Linked DNA regions of Homo sapiens: region 1 is linked to region 2. Evidence: read pairs that join two places in POLR2A ChIA-PET (ENCODE). Cell type or tissue: OCI-LY7. All regions are shown on one strand. Links, peaks and the distances in the headings refer to the core of each region. The heading gives the core; the rest is flanking DNA.

The links. Peaks named below come from ENCODE experiments on the same cell type or tissue, not always from the same donor. Only the 100,000 strongest peaks of a DNase experiment are listed, where the experiment ranks them.
Region 1: POLR2A ChIA-PET joins it to region 2 with 5 read pairs; 2 of 35 experiments call an interaction of 5 or more read pairs at or near these places.

The regions. Positions count from the first base shown.
Region 1 is chr10:50,668,841-50,677,174 of GRCh38, forward strand. LOC105378302 (a long non-coding RNA gene) reads right to left here and starts at 6,127. Exons shown (of 3, transcript XR_945957.3): 1 at 6,002-6,127; 2 at 5,644-5,743. It also overlaps the pseudogene NUTM2HP. In OCI-LY7, for the core only: a CTCF peak has its summit at 241 (motif pointing left); a DNase peak (open chromatin) is centred at 3,541; H3K27ac peaks cover 916 bases.
Region 2 is chr10:50,582,870-50,591,203 of GRCh38, forward strand. SGMS1 (sphingomyelin synthase 1) reads right to left here. Exons shown (of 11, transcript NM_147156.4): 2 at 7,284-7,378. It also overlaps the pseudogene RNU7-107P. Among named protein-coding and RNA genes, the nearest start is that of SGMS1, 37 kb to the right of the region's middle. In OCI-LY7, for the core only: no CTCF peak of the experiment used is centred there; no DNase peak of the experiment used is centred there.

The sequences.
Region 1 (8,334 bases), core at 70-8,069, 86 kb after region 2:
GGGCAGGACATGAGGGGGCAGCAAGAACCACCAGGAATCCATTTGTACCACAGGGAAGTGGCTATTAGAACATTAAAGGAAGTGATGTTGGCACATTTTATTGGCGGGAGGATTCACCACGAGGAAGATAAGGCCAGAAGGCGACTCCCGGTAAGGAGCAAGGCCCACAAATCCTCGGGTGAGTCTGAGGGAGGAGGTGGTGGCTGTGGGGTCAGCAGGTGGACACCTGCATCACGTGGCTCCCTCTGCTGGGCTTGTGGCCCCATGTGCAATAGAGAAACTAATGGAAGGTTGGGTGACCCAATCAGAAATATGAAGCTGGCCAGGCGTAATGGCTCACACCTGTAATCCCAGCACTTTGGGAGGCCGAGGCAGGTGGATCACCTGAGGTTAGGAGTTCGAGACCAGCCTGGCCAACATGGCAAAACCCCGTCTTTACTAAAAATACAAAATTAGCTGGGCTTGGTGGTGCATGCCTGTAATCCCAGCTACTCCGGAGGCTGACGCAGGAGAATGGCTTAGAACCCGGGAGGCGGAGTTTGCAGTGAGCCGAGATCGTGCCACTGCACTCCAGCCTGGGCAACAGAGGGAGACTCTGTCTCAAAAAAAAAAAAGAAAAGAAAAGAAAAAAAAAGAAACATGAAGCTGAGATGCGCTTGCCACTCCAGGGGCATCCTGAGCCTTTGGAAAGAACCCGTTGACAGGGTTCTCAGAAACATCAGAGCCACATTTTCTCAGGGGGGCTTCCCTGTCTCTCCAGAACCCAGCTCCCAGCACTCCTCAGGACAGAGCCTGCCCAGCTCTGCCCGTGTCACTTCACTGACCCCCACCCCTGCCAGGCTTCTCCCATACCCGCAGGGCCAGCACCCAACGTGCTGAGAGAATGGGGTCCCAGAACCAGATGAACACATCAGGGGAAACTGAATCCATTCTCTCTTGGGGTCCTGAGCCTCCCAGTGACAGAAGATCCAGGAGATGCGAGTGGGAGGTCGCCCTAACAGGATCTAACATCATGCTCCAGATTGCTGAAGGGACACAGATCGGTGCCTCCTCTCCTTGACTCTACCCTCCTCACTCCTTAGCACCAGGCCTGGCTGTACATCCCTGCCAAGGTGCAACTAAGACCTTTGCCTGCAGCTCAGGAGTGCCCCCGACAGGAGCACAAGAGGAGGCTCATCCCCACCCACAACCCAGGCCGGAGCGAATCTGGCTGCCCAGGCTCTGTGTCTGGCTTCTGCCCCAGGACCTGAGCCCGTGTAAACTCAGGCTTCCTTGGCCTGCCCTCCCCAGGCCCAGGTTCTAAAGGTTGCTCCCCACAACTTCCTTGTTGCTCCTCCACTTTGTCCCTTGAATTACAGCCCAGCTCTAGGCGGGACTGTGAAGCTCTGCCCAATGCTTTCCACGAGAAGTCAGATTCAGGCCCTTGTGCCTGAAGATTCCTTGTGAAGAGCAGATGACACCTTCTCCAAGAGCAGCTAAGGAATCACCTTGGCTCCTCAGGCTGAGTATACATTTTCTGTACGGAACTTCAGAAAGAAATGGTCAACATTCATTCCTCACTTCACCAGAGAAAGAAGAAAATGTCACGTGCCTTTGATTCCCTCTTTTTACCAAGACTCCACTGAGATAAAACTCCTAACACAGAAGCCAACACGTATTCTCAACACTGGGTACCTGCTGGAGGTCCTGCCTTAGCCCCGAAGCCTCAGGTTTCCATGGGGACAGGTTGGTTGAGAACTGGTGGCCCAGCTCTCAGCCTGACACCCAACAGTATCCCCACCCAGGGGGCAGATGGTAGTGCAGGCACAGGTTCTGCAGGCTTTCATCTCATGGAACGTATGTTAGAGGGTGTCCTTGTCACTCGCCATGCCCCAGAGGAATCAGCAGGGACATCAGGACTGAGAGAAGACATGGCACATCTGACCTCCTGTCCTGGAAACCCCACATCTTTCTGACTGTGCTGATCACACGGACAATATCTAGAAAAGTTCTGCTCTGCACAGTGTTCCGTCTACCAGGCCCACCCATCTGAGGACCCAGATGCTAGGAACACAGATACTGAAGGAGCAAACACCTGCCTAAGGTGCAGGTACCCCTGCATCCATCTGTGGGAGGAAGAGCAAGAAACTACCATTTATATGGATTCTTTGGCCCTAAGAATGAACCAACTATTTAGGAGTAACACAGTGATGCAGAATGACCAGGGAGGGTCATTCTCAACCATGCTCCCTGGTCATTCTGCATCACTACAATACACATAGAATCCCCAGAATACACAACCATTAAAGCCTCAATATTCTTGCTTCATACAAACATTTGCTTACAGATCCTGAACACACAAACACACACACACACCCGCCCCGGGGTGTGTTACTAACTGCTTAATAAAATGCTCTCCAGGGGGACATAGGAAAGCCTAGAATTGTGATGCTTATGTGGTGTAAATATCTCAGCATGACTAATTTTAAACTACCAACCTAACGCCACTGAACACAGAGATGAGAAGAGATGTGCCTTGCCCAGTGGCTACCCCAAGCTAGTACAAGCCAGCTCCAGCACAGCCACATCCTTTCATAGGAATACGTGTACACAATCTACCTGCACCCTGAGTAGGACCCTCAACTCTCACCCCAAATATAAAAACAAAACCAAACCAGGTACCTCCAGAAGACAACCTCCTCATATATCCTAAACAGACACACACAACTGAGATAGGATAGGGTGGTCATAGCCTCCATTAAAGGAGAACAAACTTGCTAAACAGATGAAGAGAACAAACCATCCGACAGTGCACAAGGAGGTCCTGCAGTAAGGAGGTGGAAAAGAAGAAGGGAAAATCCCCAAATTCACACAAGTGCAAAAACCCATGATTAGTGTCCCTGGGTTGACCAGTGCTCACTATAACAGTGAAAAACACACCCTTGGGTAGAGATTTAAGATGTTAATGATTCACCTGATATAGGCACTAGCATGTGCAGCAATAGCGCATGCATGTCCAGAGAACAGCCCAGAGAGTGCTTAACAGTGACACCCCTTCCCACCCCTTCATGAATAGTCATGTAAGGCTCCCATAAAGGAGGTTTCCCCAGTGTCAGTCAATGCTGTCTCACCTTTCAGCAGCCCACTCTGATCGGCTGTCAGAGTGTACATTCACTTTGCAGTAACCTCTCTTGCTTACTTTTACATTGGACTCACTCTCAAAGTAAGACTTCTTTTGTGCAGCAAAGTCAAGAACCTGAACCAGCCCACCAGCAACACAACTGCTACCTGTACCCTAAATACACAGATGGCCTGCCCAATTATTACTTAAATTTGCAGACAAAACTCTACCCACCCCAAATGCTCACCTCACTGCTAAAACCATATATGTATATATATACGTGCCCAAATACAAACATGTTCAATGAACACAGTACCCATATATACCCATATATACTGTGAACCCTGAAAGGGCTGATCATAAGTGGCTAACTGGGCCTAAACTCAAAATGGAGCCAAGCAGCCATTTGCTGACTGCAAGTCTCACACATTTACCCTGCTTCCTGCAAAAACCACATACTTGTGTCACTTTGGGACTTTCACAGCTGTCTGTTCCTGTTTATGTCACCTGAATCAAGGGGTACCATTTCATCATATGGACTTAAGAAATAGACTGTGACTTGCATCAGCCAATCAGAAATAAACAAGCTTGTATCCCTCATTTGCAGAGTGAACCAGATTGGGAATCTGAGAACGAATTTCTCTGTAAAAGATAATACCTCTCTTTGTTCTTTCAGAGTGTACCTTTGTTTTGCACTGAATGCTGGGACTCCTTGATTTGCAAACAGCTCAGTGGAATCAAATTTCTATTTTTTTCTTTTGTTGTTTTTTTAAGAAAACCCTTTTCAGTAGATTTGTTAACAGTACATAATGAAAATCCTATAGGCATAGGCTCAAAAAAAAATCACAAGGTATACAACACTTGTGTCATGCATCACCCAGAAAAAGAATCACATACAATCCCACAGCTCTAAAATATAGGAATCCATGATTCTTGAATCCAAACACAACCTACACAGCCTCTCTGTTTCCAAATACATGCACTGAACCTCCCACATCTCCCAGAATACAAAACACAGAAGCCACATAAACTCAAATACACACAGAACCACAAACTATTTTTATCAAATACATATAAGTCCACCTCACAAACTCTGAGAACACAGATACAAGTGGCAACACCAAATTCTGCGAGTATTACATTTCACAACAGACACAGAGGACCACTAAGTCTTAATATACCCAAAACCCCTCTTATACACACTCACAAACTACCCATGAATACACACCTCACCCTCCCAGGTAAGACCAATACAAAAAAAAAAAAAACACAAAAACACCAATAATGCTCTAATATACGCACATAACTTTCATATACCCATGGGCACATACAAACTCACAAAAATATCCCCAATCCCTGAGTGTATAAATCCCCCGAAACACTATCCAATCAATATGCTACATCTCCGGAATACAACCTCCTCACCTCATCCCCTAAACATGCCCAAACACGTGTACGAACATCCTAGCATTCTCCAAAGAAATACACTTTAAATACTAACAATCCCGTATTCTATAAACCGACTTAGATAATTCATCTATCTGCTGATAAATATACACACAAACCAGTATACACACCCAAGATGCACAGAAATATCTCCAGCATATCATTTATAAATACCCATAAAAACACTTCCCAATCCCAAATTATCCCAATCTAGTATGAACCAGCTCCCACATTGCCAAGTACTAACCAATAACCATATCACATACCTCTGATACATATAAATTCAACTCTCCCACTCTCCTGTATAAAAAGAGAACCCCATCTCTCTATCAGACACACACATACTAAATTCCCAGAATATATAACCCTAATAACCACTTACTGCAAAACACAAGCACATAGCTCCACAAAACCTACATCTAAACTGCCACGCCCTTGAACGCACACACAAACTCAATACTCATGTAGTTCTCTACATGCCCTAAATATACCCGCGATTAACTAACACGCCACAAATATGCAAACATGCCACCTCATATCCCCAAATACACATACAGTTCCACAATACTGCCCGGCCCAGTTATGACCTTCTTTAATCTGCAATCTCCACACAGACACAACCAACCCACACACGTGAATACATATTAGATTCTCACCAATTAAATACATATCAAATTCCAAACTAAGAATTCATATAAACACATTTTCACATACACAAAACCACCCCCACAAATCTCACACCCTCCAAAATCCAAAATAAATCTTCCTGACATTCTCAAGTACACACTAACCCAACCACCCAAGATACACACGTATGTGCAGTAAATTTTAGATACATGTGTAGCCTACAATTTACAAATAATATACCACTACTTTTTATTTGTAAATTCCACATAAGTAAGCGATTCTCATGGGAGCTTTTCTTGACTTTGGCCACACTCTTGCATCCACAACCAACTTGTGCTACCAAGTGAACAGACTATGACTAAAGGCCTGTTCTTCCACTTTGCAGCTGCTCATATCAGTGACAAATCAGCGTATTAGAACAAGCATGCTGGCTGATTATTCTGATCAAGTCAACAAGCTTCACAACTCACTCAATGAGGTCGTCCATGAGAACTTCACTGTTTTACCAGGACAGGAGCTACTTCTTTGCTGAACTGCATCACGGTTTCAACTGCTGAGGTTTTCTTCAAGCTTTTGAATTGTTTGGAATGTGAAAGGCACGGCTGAGACACACTTTGGCATTCCCACTGCATTGTTACACCTCCCCCATCACTTCAGGTCCAGGTGAGCAAGGGAAAGGAGCGCAGCCTGGGTGTCCCGCAGGGCCCCCGCTAGGAAAGCTATGAACGATCCCGCCTTTGAGCGCAGCCACAGGCCTGCTCTGGTCACAATGTGGGGTCGCCCCGCGGACACCGGTGACCAGTGGGAGCATGACCAGGAGGTGATTACCTTCTAATCACCCTTGGTTTTATTTTTAGGTAACATCAAGGAGGACGCCATGAGAGCGAAGGCCGTTGGGTAACCGCCCTTTGCTCTCGTGCTGCGCATCTCCCTGCCATAAACCGCCGCAACCGGCACTGGGAGCGGTTGAGGGCGGCCGGCCTCACGCTGGGAGCGGTTGAGGGCGGCCGGCCTCGCGCTGGAACCTCACCCGCCTCAAGGCTCGTGTGGCAGCGCACGGGGCAGGCCAGGAGCCCGCCCTGGGAAGGCCCCGCTGGAGATGTGGAAATGGAGGGAGGCAGCACCTGGGCGCTTCCTGGGGCCAGACAAGCCCCCTCATTGGAACCTCCATGACCATGCCTCTGAGAAACCAGCGCGTCCACAGCGACCACTCCTAATTTTCGGTAATACAAACCTGCAGTCCATGCACTTAGGTAACACCCTTGCTGAAAGGTTTACCTTTGGAGGGTTTATCCTAAAGCAAGGTATCCTCGAATTGCATGTCTTGCATTCCCTTTGGACGGCATTTATTTCATTCCTGCTCATGCCTTTCAAAAAATAGTATGCCCTGTTTTCCTACTCAGTCTGGAGGTTCCATTGAAGAATATTTCTGGCAAATAATTTTAGACCTGAAAACACACTCCAAAATATACTTTCTTCTGACTCCATTCCCAGAGTTTTTCCTACCGCATTCAAATGATTTCTAGAAATGTTTTTGTTGTAGCCTTGATCAATTTCAGTCGATAAAGCAGCAGATAGTAAGGGAACAATTCCACGCTCCCCACCCCTGACTCTGCAACACAGTGCAGAATTCCAGTTGGCAATAAAAAACTAGTAGAGAAGCAATTCACTGACTTAAGTTTGTAACAGCTTCAGAAAAAACTTTAATCGTACATCCTTTCTGCTCATTTGCAGGATTCCTATCGTCTGTCTCCACGTGATAACACTGAAGAGCCTTCACGTTGATGCAGGCCCAGGGCCTCAAGTGCAGAGACTGAGAGCTCTGCAGGACACAGCATGGAGCTGCCATTCCTCTACTGGGTGGAGGAGCATGTGTCCTCTGAACAGGGGATCGAAGCCCTGAGATGTTCTTTCTCAGCTGTCAGTGCGGCCAAGGACTTTCTGTGGGGATGCTCACAGAGCAGGGGCCAGAGGACTTTTAGCCACCACCTCCCATGGCCAGTCTTCACAAATTACCTTTGGCTAATTTGATTGTCTCTCCTCCTGGGGTCTAGGACTTCAAACATGTACAGAAGCAATTGCAGAATTAAGACACTTCCACAATATATTTTTTGTATCACTGGCTCAGAAAAAGTCTCATTCAAATCCTGTATCAAAGCCATGTGTGACAATCTTGAGAAACCATCAGTTGACTGACTTGACAAGGGAGGAAGCAACCAAAAATTCTGCCCTTCTTCAGTATCTGAGTATGGTATTTTGCTTCAACATCCCTCTTAGATGAAGTTATTGATTGAAAATCATTTAAGTTTGCCCCATGGTAAAAGATCAAGTCCTCAGAAAGATCTCCAAAGCGTTTATGGTTTGTTTTGTTTTGTTTTGGTAAGTTTACCATGATTTTGCTTGAATTGCTCTCCGTTGATCTTCTCAGCTAAGATTGAGGTAGAGTTGCACAGCAGAAGAGGGCTGCATGTACCTGGGGTACAAGGATTGCTTCCTAAACAATGATAAGCACACAGCCACCTAATAGTCTGGATCGGCTGAGACCATTCTGATTTCAAACACCCAGTCCCCTTGCCTTCGTAAGAACCCCTGTGTTTCTCAGACTGAAGATGTGTTTTGAATTTTGTTCACGAAGTGAGGCCACTGTTGAAACTCGTCAAGACTGGGAAAGAGCCAAAGTGGGAAGGAGCATGGGTTGACTGGCACAAAAGTAGGTCTGTTGATAAAGAATGGAAGTAAAGGGGACATCAGGTAGAAGCTTTTGCTGTGAGTCAGAAGGACAATTTAAAAGTTGCCTAAAGAGGCACATGCCATCTCTGCTGCTGCCTTCCAGTTGGAAGGGAAACTCAGGTTCTTGCCTAATGGCTGAAGCCCTTCACAGAATGTCCCCCACCCCTACCAGCTGCCCACTGCCCCTCCCCCTCTGCAGAATGTCTGGGGTCCTATGTTCCAAAAACCTGTTTACATTCAAATTTTAACTGCTTCAGTTGGACTCAGGAGCATCTGCTGAGCCAAGTCACTCTCTGGGTCTTACCCTTGGCTTTTCTCATTGCGGAAACTGCCAGACAGCGGTGGTCAGTGCCCAGCCTGAGGGGATGGCTTCAAATGGAGGTAAGCCTATAGGGATGGGGGCATTATCTGAGTCTGCCATGCCTCAACTC
Region 2 (8,334 bases), core at 137-8,136:
GGGGACAGGGAAGAAGTCAGGTCCAAACCAGTGTTGACCCTTACAGGTCATGTGAGTCTGAACTTCCTTATCTGTCAAATGAAGAGGACACTTGCTCCCCTGCCAGCAGGACAGCTTTAAAGGTTGACAGTAATAACCAGGGATAGAGAGGCTAGCGTGCATGAGGCACTATTCTAAGTGCCCTGCAAATGTCCATTAATTCGATCCTTCTCAGAACTCTTTTAGGTAAATACCTTTATCCCCATTGCACATTTGAGAAAACTGAGATACAAAGAGGTTAAGTAATTGGTCAAAAGCTCATGCAAGCTAATAACTGAACCTAGTCTAGCCCCAGAATCCATGTTTTTAATCACTTCTTTATCCTGCCTCCCCAATATCTCCTAAAGGTCAAACAAGAATACATCTGAAAATGCTTTTCAAACCATTAAAAGATACATTAATAATAATCATTATAATAATTAGTGTACCTCCCAGCACCCCCAATCCTCTTGGTAACTGCCCTGATTCACCCTTGGAGGGAACCATTCCCAGCTATCATCAGTTCATGCTTCACCTTCTGCAGAAGATGTGCTGACCTCAGGCCCTGGAGTGAAGCACATGATCTGGCTATCCAATAGGAATAGGCCAATATACCTGGCCACAGCCACTGGTCCAGCATGAGGCACATGACTCATCATGACCAGGAAGTTTGTTTGTAACTAAGCAAACCTGAAGCTGCTAGAAGTCTCCATTCAGAGCCCAAAAACATGTAGCCAAGATGAATCCTCATGACATCATTTTGATCCTTAGTCTAGCCCCTCCTGAAGGCAGATCCAGTCCTTAGATTTGCAATTACTTAAGGCCATAGACTTTTTCACTTGAGACAGTTTGAAATGAGTTTTCTGTCACTTGCAACCAAGGCACTCTGTTCTATCAACTAAATTTACCTATACTTTCAGTACTTTCCCCTCTCTAAAAATAAAACTTGAAGACTATTCAAGTGAATTTTAATTGGCTAGTCTTGACAAAGCAACACTTCTGAGGCTGGACTTCCTGACAAGATAACTCCACATTATGTAGAACAGACTTCATTTTTCCAATGCCACAGAACAAGGAATCTGGCCTATCAAAAAATTTGTTTCAGAAAATTTCATTTTTAATCAAAAGAACTAAGCCTACAGTTTCCAACTTTGTAAGAAAACAACTATGATATTTATTTTCTCAGCCTTCTCAATTCTTGTTTTTCCTCTAAACAACTATCCATATAGAATCACTAAAAAGAATATGACTGAATTCTTTAAAACATTTTAAACACAAAAAGTAGAAGACATGAATGGCTATAGATCATTTCTTCCTCCTAAAGAAGATTGGCTGGGCGCAGTGGCTCACACCTGTAATCCCAGCACTTTGGGAGGCCAATGGGGGAGGATCACGAGGTCAGGAGTTCAAGACCAGCCTGGCCAACATAGTGAAACGCTGTCTCTACTAAAAATACAAAAAATTAGCCAGGCATGGTGGCGGGTGCCTGTAATTCCAGCTACTTGGGAGGCTGAAGCAGGAGAATCACTTGAACCCGGGAGGCAGAGGTTGTAGTAAGCGGAGATCGTGCCACTGCACTCCAGCCTGGGTGACAGTGCGAGACTCCATCTCAAAAAAAAAAAAAAAAAAAAAAGATCAACTACACCTTAACTTTATTAATTTTGGCAACAAAACAAACCAGTTTGGAGTTTTCATCACATTCATTAAGCTATTTATTGTACCAGTTCACATTCCTTCCCTGTGGTTTCTTCAGAAGCCTAAGATTTCAGAGGAAAGCACTATGGGTCACCCAGATCACTGCCTCAAAAGGTGACAAATAGCATCCCATTTGATGTCTGATGGCTCCCAAATCCATGTGTAAGTATGACCAGGGCTTCCTGCATTTTCACATCTTTGAATTACTGCACATAGCTAAATAACTGCAACTATAACATCCAAACAAATTCCCACTTCCTGAAAGACCTCTCAGGCTGAAAGAAGGCAATGATGCAGACATCATGGCTGAAGATGGTTCACTGATATGGTTTGACTTGCTTCCTTTACATTGGTCTGAGGACAGTGTAGGGGTGGTGAATGGGCAGTCACTCACAGCCCCAGTGTCCACCCATAATATATATACAAGCACATATGAAAATGCTACACAGGTGTAAAAGATGTTAAAAACAAGTTTCAAATTCCTTAATGTAAAAAAATACTTCTATATTTTCTATTAAGAAGAAACAAACTTTTATGACTTTGATAAGCAAATAGATAAGCACACAAACAGAGATAGATTAATTTGTTATGCTGCATTCCAAACTTTATTATCCAAACTCTATTATCTTGGTTGGCTGTTGTTTCTATTGAGGTTTATTATTAAAGTAGCACAAGACTGACCATATGCTTGGCTTGCTTTAGTAAGCACTTCAAAACTCATCCCTTCTCCAGACATGGCTACCTTCAAACAGTCTGGCATTACCACATGTAAACAATTAGGACATTTAAAACTACAGTAATTGTGCAAACATCACATTACATACTCCTCATTACGGAAGCAAAAAATCAAATTATGTAGGGTAAGTGTTTATCAAGTTTATAAAATTAATAAAGATAGCTGACATAATAGTTTTAAATTGAGGATTTTTAGTTCCACTTCCATATTATACTTTTTATTCTAAAAGCAGCTATGCTGAGAATAAGCCCCATGTGGTTGGTGCACACGGAAATGCGCTACCTGCATAACTAGAAGAGCTGACAGGGGATGCCCCTACACCACGATGTCATATTTTTGATTTATAGAAAGCACAATCATGGAATGGAATTTCAAATTCATAGGAGACTCTTTTACTATACTTGATCTTAGCCAAAAGGCCAAGAAGTGATAGAGGAGCTTCTTTTAAACTCCTCAAGACCAAGAACCATATCTGATTTTCACCATTTTATGCCTGAAATACAATAGACACTCTGTAAATACGTGTTGGATGAATACATGAATGAGAACATTAACACTAAATTTAATGGGCTCAGATTACTACATGACTACAGAGGTTATGATTACTATGTCCTTGCTTTTATGAAGTAAAGCAGGAGCTGGCAAACTTTTTTGTAAAGGGCTAGATGGTAAATATTTTAGGCTTTGTAGGCCATATGGTCACTGTTGCAACTACTCAACCCTGGTCTCTTTTGCAACTATTCAACTCTGCAGTTATAGCAAAATATGTAAACAAATGAGCATGACTTTTTGAATAAAACTTTATGTATAAAAACAGAATTTTTCCATAAAAACACCCAAATCCTCTGAGGAACACTTTCTTATTATATAATGATGACTCTACTCTCTAAAGTTTGGAAAATGGTGGACTTGCTAAATTGAGCTGGACAGAGTTTGTTGGGTTGATATTTGGGCAGAGGATATACACTCACTCTCCACCATGCCCATCAATCCTTATGAGCAACCCCATTCATTTCAGTCACGTTACCAGCCTGGCCCATGTAAGCCTCTGAATTTACATCCCTGAACTCTACAGAACAACTGGCTTCCGGGGATGTGGCCCACTGCCATACCTGTGAATTGATAACTATACTACAGGCTCCTCAAGGGCAAGCCCAAACGTTCAACTCTTTGCCCCTCACCTAACACTTAATATCAACACCTAATGAACTTTAAATATTCATCAATTGCCTGTTGTTTGACATGTTCTGCACAGTCTCCTTGGAGGGGCTGTAGAGAAAGTAATAATGGCAGAGAAGAGGACGTAGAAAACATGTGCCAGTAGGGAACGACGTGAGAAGGGACATGGTGAGTCACAGGAAGAGCAGCAGGAATCAGCACAGGACTGATGAAACCACACCCAATTCTCCCAAGTGTGTCTCAATCTTCTCGCTGCTGTCTAGATTCCTCCCTCATATCACAGCAGAAGCTGAGCACAACCTGGTACTATTTCCACTATAACCATGATGAGGAGAAAACCTTGTTTAATTCTCATTTCCTCTGGAGGGTGCCCCAGATGGGTAAACCCAAACAATTACCCACATCTAGTAAAATAAATAAATTGTTATATTCTCCCACAATGGAATGCTCTAAAGAAATGAAAATGAGCAATCAATAACTAAACTATATGCAATAATATGCAGGAATCTAATATGTTGTTGAATGAGAGAAGCCAGACACAAAAGAGTACAATCTGCATTATATATTACACACACACACAAAGAAAAGACAAATGCAGAACTAATTTATGCTCCTAGAAGTCAAGAGAGTAGTCATCCATGGAGCAAGGGTACAGTTGACCCTTGAACAACACTGGTTTGAACTGTAAGGGGCCACTTAAAGGCAGATTTTTTTCAATAAACACATTGGAAAATTTTTTTGGAGATTTGCAACACTTTGAAAAAGCTCACAGATAAACCAAATAGCCTACAAATAGCAGAAAAAAAAATTAAGGAAATATGAGGTATGCTGTGAATGCATAAAATATATGTCATTGGCCGGGCGTGGCAGCTCACGCCTATAATTCCACCACTTTGGGAGGCCAAGGCGGGTGGATCACGAGGTCAGGAGTTCGAGACCAGCCTGGCCAATATGGTGAAACCGTGTCTCTACTAAAAATACAAAAATTAGCCTGGCATGGTGGCACGCACCTGTAATCCCAGCTACTCGGGAGGAAGAATCGCTTGAACCCAGAAGGCGGAGGTTGCAGTGAGCCGAGATCGTGCCACTGCACTCCAGCCTGGGCAACAGAGCAAGACTGCATCTCAAAATATATATGTGTGTGTGTGTGTGTGTGTGTGTGTGTGTGTGTGTGTGTGTGTGTCGTTATGTAGTAAGTCAGTAAGGCTTCCAGTCAACAGTAGGCTATTACTAGTTACATTTTCAGGGAGACAAAATTATACTTGGATTTTCAACTGCACCCCTAATCCCCAAATTATTTAAGAGTCAACTGTAGTGTCTAAAAGGAAGCATGAGATTGTGTTAGTCATGCTCTGTTTCTTAATCTGGGTGCTGGTTACATGGATGTGTTCAATCTGTGAAGTTATATTGAGCTATACACTTATAATATGTCTATTTTCCATATGTATCTTCTACTTCAGTAGAAAGTTTTTTAAAATCACCATATCTCAGTGGTCTAGGACTAGACAGGACCCCATATGTCTTCCCTTCATTCATCCTTCAAAACCCCCTTTGCCTCACGTGGAGTCCCACTCACTCCTCCTCATCTTTTCAAAGCATAACCATACAGAGGCCAAAGAATAAAAAAGCAAAACTCAATCATTCTGAGCTACCCGTGATTCCAGACACAACTCCTTCTGAATGCCAGTATCTTTTGAAGAACCTTTACTGCTATCACTGACCTTTTGTTCTAAATCAGAAATGAGAGTATAAGAAGCCACTGCTGCCCTAAATGGCTCACTTAAATAGACTTTCTTTAAAATATGCTCTAAATAGGCAACCTTATAGACACAAATGTCTGTAAAACAATGCTTAGATACACAGGGACGACTTGAGGAAGATACCGTAAATAAATAGTAACTGAGATTGGAAAGCAGAACAGTCGACAGCCATCTTGCAAGAACCACAGATAACTGATGGTGTAATTGGCTATAATGTGTAAAGATCTACAACTGTAATCATAGCTGAACATGTCTTTGAGATTTTAAGTAAAGTTTCAATGTAGGTAGTCAAATTATGAGGCTGGGAATCATTTTTAATCTCTCTAATGCTGATTTTAATACATTAACCTATATAACATCAACTTCACAGTACCAGTCATATTCTTTCCACATTCTCCTATAAGTTTAGGTTTAAAAAATCAGCTAAGACCTTTGATCACATCAGAGCACAGAGACTGATCTAATTTTTTTTTTTTTTTTTTTTTTTTTTGAGACAGGGTCCCACTCTGTCACTTAGACTGGAGTGCAGAGGCGTGATCTCGGCTCACCGCAACCTCTGCCTCCCAGGCTCAAGTGATTCTCCTGCCTCAGCCTCCCGAGTAGCTGGGATTACTGGCACATGTCACTACCGCTCAGCTAACTTTTGTATTTTTAGTAGAGACAGGGTTTCACTATGTTGGCCAGGCAGGTCTTAAACTCCTGACTTCAAATGATCCACCTGCCTCGGCCTCCCAAAGTGCTGGGATTACAGGCATGAGCCACCAGGCCCAGCCCTGGTCTATTTGTGAATCTTGATCAGGGAGAAGGTGAGGCTGGTGATCAGATCCACTGACCTAACCATGAAACATCAGCCATGGCGGGGATGGGTAGATTACAGGAAGAAAGCACAGTAATTTCTCTCTTGGGGTATATGTACAGTACAAGTTCCATGCCTTTATATTCAGATTTTTCTCATATCAAATTCATATTACTTATCTGTTCATTAAAGAAATCACTCTCTCTCTCTCCGTGTGTGTGAGAGAGATAGACTGGGACTCACTGTCGCCCAGCCTGGAGTACAGTGGCATAATCATAGCTTACTACACCCTCCAACTCCTGGGCTCAAGCGATCCTCCCACCTCAACCTCCCAAGTAGCTAGGACTACAGGCATGTGCCACCATGACTGGCTAAATTTTTAATTTTTTGTAGACAAGGTCTTGCTATTAAAAATGGTTTTGGGTTTTGTTTTTTGAGACAGGGTCTTGTCTGTCACCCAGGCTGCAGTGCAGTAGCTCCATCACGGCTCACTACAGCCTCGACTTTGTGGGCTCAAGCGATCCTCCCACCTCAGCCTGCTGAATAGCTGGGACCACAGGTGTGCACCACCACACCCAGCTAATTTTTTTTGTATTTTTTCTAGAGATGGGTCTCACCTTGTTGCCTAGGCTGATTTTGAAATCCTGGGCTCAAGCGATCCATTCCCCTCAGCCTCCCAAAGTGCCGGGATTACAGGTGTAAGCCAGCACGCCTGGCCTAAAAATGTTTTTAATCTGACTTTATTTCTATCAACAGTGAAGGGAGCATAACTCAGTTACACACTTCAGTACAAAACTATAAATTTAATTAAATGGTTCTGTGCCACGTAGTTCTAAAAGGTCTTTCAGGGAAGAATATCCTTATTTGTAAGAGCTGCATCCCAAGAATTTAGGAAAAAATGTCATAATATCTGCAACTTCTACATGTTTCAGCTAAAAAATGTACAAACCTATACACACACCAAAAAATGTGGCAAAATGCTAATAACTGTTAAAGCTAAGGTGTAGATAGGCAGGAACTCATTGCACGTTCTCTTAACTCTCTTCAGTATGGTTGAAAATGTTTTACAATAAAAAGCTGCATAGAAATATTTACTTACCTTTCAAATGATGGCTGTCTTCTTTCTCCTGATCAAAAATGAATGACTAAATATGCCCACGGGCCCATTCAGGGATCGTACATGCTGTCGTCACGCTGCAAGAATAAGCAAAGCAACATGCGTGTTATCACCAAGAATTTTTACTCTTAATACTATTTCAGTTGAGAACGTGTTCTTAATATATGATAAGCCTCTAAATTTAAATACTGCTACAACTTTTTAATAGGGGAAAAAGTAAAAAAAGAAAAAATAATCCCATCACATATTGAATGTAGGGAACAACTATCAGCCCCACCCACTCTAGGAAATTTTGGAATAAAGGAATTCCTCTGTAAGTTTCTTTTTTTTTCCCTCCAACTTTATTGAAGTATGATTGACAAATAAAAATTACATATATTTAAAGTGTACAAGGTGATGGTTTTATATATGTATACATTGTGAAATGATTGCCACAAACTACTTAACATATCTATCACCTCATACAATTCCCTTTTTTTTGAGGAGTTTTCTGGTAAAAACAAGAAAACTTGCTAGATAAATTCTAAAAGAGCCTTACAGTGTAGTTACCATTTGTGTGTGTGTGGTGAGAACACATAAGGTCTACTGTCTTAGCAAATTCAAATATACATTATTATTCCCTATAGTCACCATGCATTAGGTCTTCATCTTATAGCTGAAGGTTTGCCTCAGTTCCTGTCGAATCACAGCAATTTCAGGGCAGTGATGTAGCCCAAACATCCACTCTAACAAAAACTGGAGCTTCAATGACTTGAGATTTACTCTGACCTTGGATTTCTGAGACCACACTTAGAAGGCATCCACGTACCCACCTAGAACCACACAGGAATTGCTGAACCTCCTCAAATCCTTTCCAGCAAAGGTATTCAGATCCAATCTACAGTATACTCAACTACAATACACACAAGTTTGCGGCAAAGTGGTATCATGGCCTGAAAGTCATACTCCTGTTGCCATGACGATACCTTCTGTTTTGGCATTACCCATCACATTTGATCACAGCCCTGTGAGGTAAGCAGGGTTTATGGATCCC